2 separate regions of the Homo sapiens genome follow, and region 1 is linked to region 2. Evidence: read pairs that join two places in POLR2A ChIA-PET (ENCODE). Cell type or tissue: IMR-90. All regions are shown on one strand. Each heading gives the region's core, and the rest is flanking DNA. Links, peaks and the distances in the headings are about the cores only. Region 1 has its middle 33 kb from the start of LINC02450. Region 2 overlaps PRICKLE1 (prickle planar cell polarity protein 1).

Evidence for each region. Peaks named below come from ENCODE experiments on the same cell type or tissue, not always from the same donor. Only the 100,000 strongest peaks of a DNase experiment are listed, where the experiment ranks them.
Region 1: POLR2A ChIA-PET joins it to region 2 with 6 read pairs; 2 of 35 experiments call an interaction of 5 or more read pairs at or near these places.

The regions. Positions count from the first base shown.
Region 1 is chr12:42,723,371-42,727,759 of GRCh38, forward strand. No RefSeq gene overlaps it. Among named protein-coding and RNA genes, the nearest start is that of LINC02450, 33 kb to the left of the region's middle. In IMR-90, for the core only: no CTCF peak of the experiment used is centred there; a DNase peak (open chromatin) is centred at 2,641; H3K27ac peaks cover 593 bases.
Region 2 is chr12:42,562,737-42,567,125 of GRCh38, forward strand. All of the region lies in intron 1 of PRICKLE1 (prickle planar cell polarity protein 1), which reads right to left. Among named protein-coding and RNA genes, the nearest start is that of PRICKLE1, 25 kb to the right of the region's middle. In IMR-90, for the core only: a CTCF peak has its summit at 3,059; a DNase peak (open chromatin) is centred at 2,055; H3K27ac peaks cover 1,420 bases.

The DNA.
Region 1 (4,389 bases), core at 291-4,290, 160 kb after region 2:
GGATATCATTGTTAACTTTCTGTCTTATTGATCTAATGTTGACAGTGGGGTGTCAAAGTCTCCCATTATTATGATGTGTGGGGGTCTAAGTCTCTTTGTAGGTCACTAAGGACTTGCTTTATGAATCTGGGTGCTCCTGTATTGGGTGCATATATATTTAGGATAGTTAGCTCTTCTTGTTGAATTGATCCCTTTACCATTATGTAATGGCCTTCTTTGTCTCTTTTGATCTTTGTTGGTTTAAAGTCTGTTTTATCAGAGACTAGGATTGCAACCCCTGCCTTTTTTTGTTTTCCATTTGCTAGGTAGATCTTCCTCCATCCCTTTATTTTGACCTATGTGTGTCTCTGCCCATGAGATGGGTTTCCTGAATACAGCACACTGATGGGTCTTGACTCTTTATCCAATTTGCCAGTCTGTGTCTTTTAATTGGAGCATTTAGCCCATTTACATTTAAGGTTAATATTGTTATGTGTGAATTTGATCCAGTCATTATGATGTCAGCTGGTTATTTTGCTTAGTTGATGCAGTTTCTTCCTAGCCTCAGTGGTCTTCACAATTTGGCATGTTTTTGCAGTGGCTGGTACCAGTTGTTTCTTTCCATGTTTAGTGCTTCCTTCAGGAGCTCTTTTAGGGCAGGCCTGGTGGTGACAAAATCTCTCAGCATTTGCTTGTCTGTAAAGTATTTTATTTCTCCTTCACTTATGAAGCTTAATTTGGCTGGATATGAAATTCTGGGTTGAAAATTCTTTAAGAATGTTGAATATTGGCCCCCACTCTCTTCTGGCTTGTAGAGTTTCTGCTGAGAGATCAGCTGTTAGTCTGATGGGCTTCCCTTTGTGGGTAACCTGACCTTTCTCTCTGGCTGCCCTTAACATTTTTTCCTCCATTTCAACTTTGGTGAATCTGACAATTATGTGTCTTGGAGTTGCTCTTCTCGAGGAGTATCTTTGTGGCATTCTCTGTATTTCCTGAATTTGAATGTTGGCCTGCCTTGCTAGATTGGGGAAGTTCTGCTGGATAATATCCTGCAGAGTGTTTTCCAACTTGGTTCCATTCTCACTGTCACTTTCAGATACACCAATCAGAAGTAGATTTGGTCTTTTCACATAGTCCCATATTTCTTGGAGGCTTTGTTTGTTTCTTTTTATTCTTTTTTCTCTAAACTTCTTGCTTCATTTCACTCATTTGATCTTCCATCACTGAAACCCCTTCTTCCACTTGATGGACTCGGCTACTGAGGCTTGTGCATTCATCATGTAGCTCTCGTGCCATGGTTTTCAGCTCCATCAGGTCCTTTAAGGACTTCTCTACATTGATTATTCTAGTTAGCCATTTGTCTAATTTGTTTTCAAGGTTTTTCACTTCTTTGCCGTGGGTTCGAACTTCTTCCTTTAGCTCAGAGTAGTTCAATTGTCTGAAGCCTTCTTCTCTCGACTTGTCAAAGTCATTCTCTGTCCAGCTTTGTTCCGTTGCTGGTGAGGAGCTGCGTTCCTTTGGAGGAGGAGAGGTGCTCTGATTTTTAGAGTTTCCAGCTTTTCTGCTCTGTTTTTCCCCCATCTTTGTGGTTTTATCTACCTTTGGTCTTTGACGATGGTGACATACCGATGGGGTTTTGGTGTGGATGTCCTTTCTGTTTGTTAGTTTTCCTTCTAACAGTCAGGACCCTCAGCTGCAGGTCTGTTGGAGTTCGCTGGAGGTCTAGTCCAGACCCTGTTTGCCTGGGTATCAGCAGCAGAGGCTGCAGAACAGCAGATATTGGTGAACAGCAAATGTTGCTGCCTGATCGTTCCTCTGGAAGTTTTGTCTCTGATGAGTACCTGGCCGTGTGAGGTGTCAGTCTGCTCCTACTGGGGTGTGCCTCCCAGTTAGGCTACTCGGGGGTCAGGGACCCACTTGAGGAGGCAGTCTGTCCATTCTCAGATCTCCAGCTGCATGCTGGGAGATCCACTACTCTCTTCAAAGCTGTCAGACAGGGACATTTAAGTCTGCAGAGGTTTCTGCTGCCTGTTGTTTGGCTATGCCCTACCCCCAGAGGTGGAGTCTACAGAGGCAGGCAGGCCTCCTTGAGCTGTGGTGGGCTCCACCCAGTTCGAGCTTCTGGGCCGCTTTGTTTACCTACTGAAGCCTTGGCAATGGCGGGTGCCCCTCCCCCAGCTTCACTGCTGCCTTGTAGTTTGATCTCAGACTGCTGTGCTAGCAATGAGCGAGGCTCCATGGGCGTAGGACCCTCTGAGCCAGGCGCGGGATATAATCTCCTGGTGTGCTGTTTGCTAAGACCATTGCAAAAGCACAGTATTAGGGTGAGAGTGACCCGAATTTCCAGTTGCTGTCTGTCACCCCTTTTTTTGACTTGGAAAGGGAATTCCCTGACTCCTTGGCTGTTTTGCAGATCCACTTAAACCCCTGTCTTCCTGCAGGGCATAACTTCACAAATACGTGTGGCGCAGACACAGAGTCCTAGAACATGTTTTGGGGAATTGAAAATAGTTCCTTAAGACTGAGGTGTTCAGTGAGGAGGAAAGAAGGGCAAGGGATAAAACTTCATAGAAAATATCCACACTTGCCGTCTTTATTTTCTTTGGTTCAGTGCCTTAGTGAGTCAGGCTTTTGGACTGTAAACTTTGAATGGAAAGATCTAAGGCTGGGCATGCTTAAGTTTCAGACAAATCATCTGTCTTTGCTCCTTATGGTTCACACCTGGCATCTGTCAGCAGGGCTGCCTCCTTGGGATGCTGACTGGTGGTTACAAAAGAGAAGCCCCACAGCCTTTCATGAAACAACTATATATCCCTGTATCATAGATCATAGAGAACCAAAATGTGTGGTTTAGGAAATGTCAAGCATGTTCAGGAATCTTAGACTTCATTCATTTGCCATTAGTTGACATTAGATTGGTATTTCTTTGCCCACTATTGGCTCCTTGAAAACTGAATCCTAACTCTTAGAGCAGTGCCTGCACAGTCTTTCCATAAGGATGAATTAATATGGGTGATGCAGCCACAAATTAGGCCTTTCAAATTTTTCAGCTGGTTTTTCCTCCAGAGGGTGTCTGTAGGCTGTACAGGAAGCATGGCGCTAGCATCTGCTCAGCTTCTGGCGAGGCCTCAGGGAGCTTACAGTCATGGTGGAAGGTGAAGGCAGGAGCCAGGGTATCACATGGTGATAGAGGGAGCAAAAGAGCTTTTTTTCTTTTAAACACTAGTAACTCCATTTTGGTTCTGAAACTTTCACATGGTCTTACACCAGTGGATCTTGTGCTTATGCTTAACTTGAACCTTGCCAGAATCTTAATTTCAAACATTCAGCTCCTAGATCATGTTTTTCATCTTTATAGCCCACTTCTTGCAGCAGCCTAGCTCCAACAATCTTTCAACACTCCCAGGACCTTCAATCTAGTGTCTCCACCAGTCAAACACCAGAGGCAACCCTTCTGGGTGGATGAATTAAGAAAAGGTGTCTTCTCTGGGCATGAGACACAGACTAGATTTTGGCCCTCTTTTACCCCTTTCAGACACAGCTAAGAAAAAAAAAAACTGTGCTGCCTGTTCACACTTCAAATTCGTGATCAGTAACCTCAAGTGAACCATGATTCCTCCCATCAGCTTGACTGTATTTCCTTTGCATATAATTTTCTGTTTGCCTAGACAATGATTTAATTTCCTCTTTCTTCTCTTCAGAGCTTTAACGTCTCCTCCCTCACTGAGTTTCAACTGATGACCTTGCTTTCCAATCCACCAAAGAAATTGGAGCCATGGCAAGAAAACCTCCACAAGTTCCTCTCAGCACACCTAGTCACCCATGTACATCTCTATCTACATGCTGTACCTTCTCTTTGGCTTGTATTCCTCCACTCGGGCACTGAATCTCATTGCTTTTGCCTACTCAAGGGCACTGCTGCCAGGATTCTCTCTGCTCCTTTTTATCACCAAATAATGCCTTTGCATTGGATCATTCCTACCAGAATTTAGGCATTATTTCTTTCCTCTTCAACACAGGTCTCTATAGACCTTATTTCCCTCTTCAGTTGCTCTGTTTTTCTATTTTCTGTCATAGGAAAATTTATCAAATGTATTGTCTGCACTTGAGGTCTCCATGACTGTGGTCAGTCTTTCACCTCTCTACTCTACTGCTCTTGTTAAGGTCACCAGCGACAACCACATTTTCAAAAACAGTGATCAAATTATCAGTCTTCCTCTCCTTGGCCTGTTAGAGGCATTTAACGTAGTAGGTTGATCTCTCTTCCTTGGAATATTTTTTCATTTAGCTTCAAGGACACCACACTCTTCTGGTTTCCATTAACCTTTTTGCAAAGTGATGTCTCCTCTACTGGTTCTTCCTTAACTCTAACCTCTAAATATTGGAACACCCCAGTGTTCATTCTTGGTC
Region 2 (4,389 bases), core at 75-4,074:
GGCTTCAATATCCTAAATCACAGAAGGAAAAGAAAAAAATTGTATAACAGTGGAAGAAACTGTACTGCTAAGACAGTTTATTACTGCCCAGAAACACTGGGCAGTAATAAAGACATAGCTTACATTCAAGTTTTGGCAGATTTAATTTAAAAATTTAAATTGTGATCAGGGGGCCGGGTGCGGTGGCTCACACCTGTAATCTCAGCACTTTGGGAGGCCGAGGCGGGCCTGAGGTCAGGAGTTCGAGACCAGCCTGGCCCACATGGTGAAACCCTGTCTCTACTAAAAATACAAAAATTAGCTGGGTGTGGTGGCGGGTGCCTGTAATCTCAGCTACACAGGAGGCTGAGGCAGGAGAATTGCTAGAGTCCGGGAGACGGAGGTTGCAGTGAACCGAGATCATGCCAATGTACTCCAGCCTGCCCAACAGAGCAAGACTCTGTCTCAAAAAAAAAAAATTTTTTTTGAACAGGACAATTTTATGGTTCTGGATAAAGAGCTAACTGACTGCCACAAACAAAAACTTGCCTGTGGCAAGCAAAATTCCAGCAGGACGAGAAAGAAGAATATTAATTTATTTTTTCTCAAACTACATACATACTGGAGTATTTTTTAAATGTTTAATTATCATGGGTATATGAATGTTGCACAATATTGGAGTTTTTAAAAAAAAAATCTTTTGGCCGGGCGTGGTGGGTCATGCCTGTAATCACAGCACTTTGAGAGGCCGAGGCGGGCAGACCACGAGATCAGGAGATCGAGACCATCCTGGCTAACACAGTGAAACCCCGTCTCTACTAAAAAAAAATACAAAAAATTAGCCAGGCGTGGTGATGGGCACCTGTAGTCCCAGCTACTCAGGAGGCTGAGGCAGGAGAATGGTGTGAACCTGGGAGGCGGAGCTTGCAGTGAGCCGAGATCGTGCCACTGCACTCCAGCCTGGGTGACAGAGCAAGACTCTGTCTCAAAAAAAAAAAAAAAAAAAAAAAAAGAATCTTTTTTGGTGGCATGTATCTGCAAGACAAAGAAAAATCCTGATCAATTGTTTAATATTTAAATAGAGTACAGACAGGGAGAGTATACGATTTGTCATGCAAAACAGGACATTTTTCGAGTACAATGGGTACAGTTAATGATTATGTTGGGATAATGGGCACAAACCAGAATGTAATTTCTAAAGTGAAATATCATCAAAAAAACTTATGCCATCCTTCTCCCACTATGAAAAATGTCTCTTTCCAGCCAAGTGCAGTGGTTCACGCTTGTAACCCCAGCACTTTGGGAGGCCGAGGTGGGCAGATCACAAGGTCAAGAGATTGAGAACATCCTGGCCAACATGGTGAAACCCCGTCTCTACTAAAAGTACAAAAAAATTAGCTGGTGTGGTGGTGTGCACCTGTAGTCCCAGCTACTTGGGAGGCTGAGGCAGGAGAATCGTGAACCCGGGAGGTGGAGGTTGCAGTGAGCCAAGATCACGCCACTGCACTCCAGCTTGGCAACAGAGGGAGACTCTGTCTAAAAAAAAAAAAAAAAAAAGAAAAGAAAAAAGAAAAAGGTCTCTTTCCAAAACACTATTGAAATCTTTCTTGGCCGGGCGTGGTGGCTCACGCCTGTAATACCAGCACTTTGGGAGGCTGAGGCAGGCGGATCACCTGAGGTCACGAGTTCGAGATCAGCCAACTCAACATGGTGAAACTCTGTCTCTACTAAAAATACAAAAAATTGGTCAGGCGTGGTGGCGGGCACCTGTAATCCCAGCTACTCAGGAGGCTGAGGCAGGAGAATCGCTTGAACCCGGAAGGCAGAGGTTGCGGTGAGCTGAGATGGTGCCACTGCACTTCAGCCTGGGCGACAAGAGTGAAACTCTTCAAAAAAAGAAAAAAAAGAAAAGAAATCTTTCTTGAGGTCATATTTTAAATTCTAGGAATACCAACATTTCTCAAATTTCACTGAGGTATTTGACTAAATATCTTTGGAAGACTTAGTTCTAAAAGAATGTAGTTATTATTATTTTTTGGGGTCAATCTCAGAATTATTTGGATTCCTAAGTCCTAGTAGAATGTAAACAAAAGCAAAAGGATATGCTTACTGTGGTGTATCCAGATGTAGAGCTCAACACCACCGGTAATAAAGAACAGTAACTCAATTATTGCAAAAGGGATTAACTTGCATTTAATTTGCATTTATTTAAATACGTCAGGGCAGGAACACTAGTATTAGCAAACTGAAAGTAAACAAAGATTCCTAAAAAGAGTTAACATAGATATCACATGTTTAAAAACATTATTCCTAAGTATCTGAGTCTGTGTAATCAAGGACAATTAACAAATATTAGTAGCTTAATTGTGTTCCCAGATTCACAGAAATCTAAGTTGCCTGTGGAAATTCCCAGAGTTCTGGGAGCAGCAGCTCTCCCAGTACTGGGGGAACCCCGGCCAGCACAGCACATCTGGGGTAGAGCCTGAGAAGAGGAGAGGGGAAGTGGGGCGGCCATCAGCTCTGGAAGTTTTAAAACAGGGGTTCCTCAAAGTCTAGTCAGCCCAGGTGAGTTGGATGGATGGGTGACAGCAGTGGCTGGAAGGAAGGAAGGATCTGGGGTCCCATTAAGAACCAAGAAACTTAAGAAAGTACTTCTCTCAAGAGAGATGTGTTTTGGGGAAAAGGAGAACAGAATAGGGGATGTGGGATGCAACTGTCCTATCCCAATCCCCTGCCCCAAATTGGTACTTTTTCAAAGGTGGTAAAGGCTATGATGAACTAGCACTAAATAAAGCAGCATGAAATCAACAATGGGATCCTTAAAAGGCACAGGGACAGGGAAAAGGTAAATAAAAAGGGAACTGTTTCTATGGGTTCACTCCCCACAACAACCAAAGCAGTCATACAGAGCTTGGCCAATCCTGCGGGTTTATTCATTTGTTATGTGTACTTGATTAGATCTGCTTTTTATTTTTGCTAATTGCTTTTCATGCACATCCAGTTTCCCTACCTTCTTTTTCTCTTTTTAAACCAGCCCCGACCTCAGTCAGGATCCCAGAGGCTGGTGAGACAGGAGAGTGCTGAGGACAGACTGGGCTAAGGGACTGAAGGAAGAGCCACACTGCCCTCTGGGAGCTGCGAGGGCTTTGTTTCAAGTCTCCTGCTTTGAAGTCTGATTTGGTGAGTACTATATTCTCCTAAAATGAGCCAGAACAAGGAACCGGGGATCAGAGGAGGGACAGGAAACATGTGATTGTACCCTGCAAGATATGTGGGACAATGGAAGCCAGTCTGTGTGGCGAGATGGTCAAAGGCCAGGGAGAGACTGGCAGGAGGTTTGTGAAGGAGTGCAGAGCGGGCTGTGGAGGGCTCTTAGTAGAAGCACATTTGGATCAAAGGTGTGGTATCATGAGATCCTCATTTTGGACGGATCACTCTGCTTTGTGGAAGAGGCCAGAAGCCTGGATTTAGGTGGGTTATTGAATGGGACGAAAGAATGGAGGGAAGGGGGAAGCTGGTTCCAGAAATGTCCAGGAGGCAAATTAGATGGGACCTGTGGTTGAATGAATGTGAAAATGAGAACAGGAGTTAAGGATAACATCCAGTTTTCTAGGTTGAATAACTCGGTGGTTGCTGAAGCTACTAACCTAGAAGGATACACACGGTGGAGAGGGTTTGAGGATGGATGATGGCAAACAGAAATTGGAGGGGGAAGTGGCTGTGAGACAGAGAGTACTCCAAATGTGGGCCTCAAGCAAGCTGGTAGAGTGGACCAGACCTGCGTAAGAACATCTGCATTCTCTGCTGGCTGCTAATGTTCAATAACTGTGTGACCACAGGGATTCTCTCAACCATTTGGAACCTGTTTCTTCATTTATAAAATGAGACAATTGACCTACAGGTTTGTTATTAGGATTAAATGAGAATGTGTGTAAAATCATTCTTAAACTCTGAATCTTTAATTAAATTTCTCTCTTTCTCTCTCCCTTCCACCCTCCTTCCATTCATCAAACATTTTGTGCTATTTCAAGCCAGGCACCAGAGATAAAGAAGTGGACAGTGACTCTCACTGGGGTTAATACAGTCATCAGGGTCTGGTGTCCTAAACTTGGCTTTTCAATTGAGAAACATTTAATCTGCTCATCAAAGAAAAAGTTTTTGAGCCACTATCATATGCTTGGTTCTAAAATAGAAACTCTTAATACTGCAGTTGTTTTCCTCAAGGACCTCAAAGTTCAGGGTGCAGAAAATAAAACATATGAGGGGCAAAGAGATGATTATTTAATATTACTATTTTAAATAATTATTCACAATGGAACTAAACTGGGCTCATGGGGGATCAACATACCTTAACAAAATGTCCAGCAGATTGAGCCATTGTACCCTTGTCTAAAGCTCCTTACGCCAAGT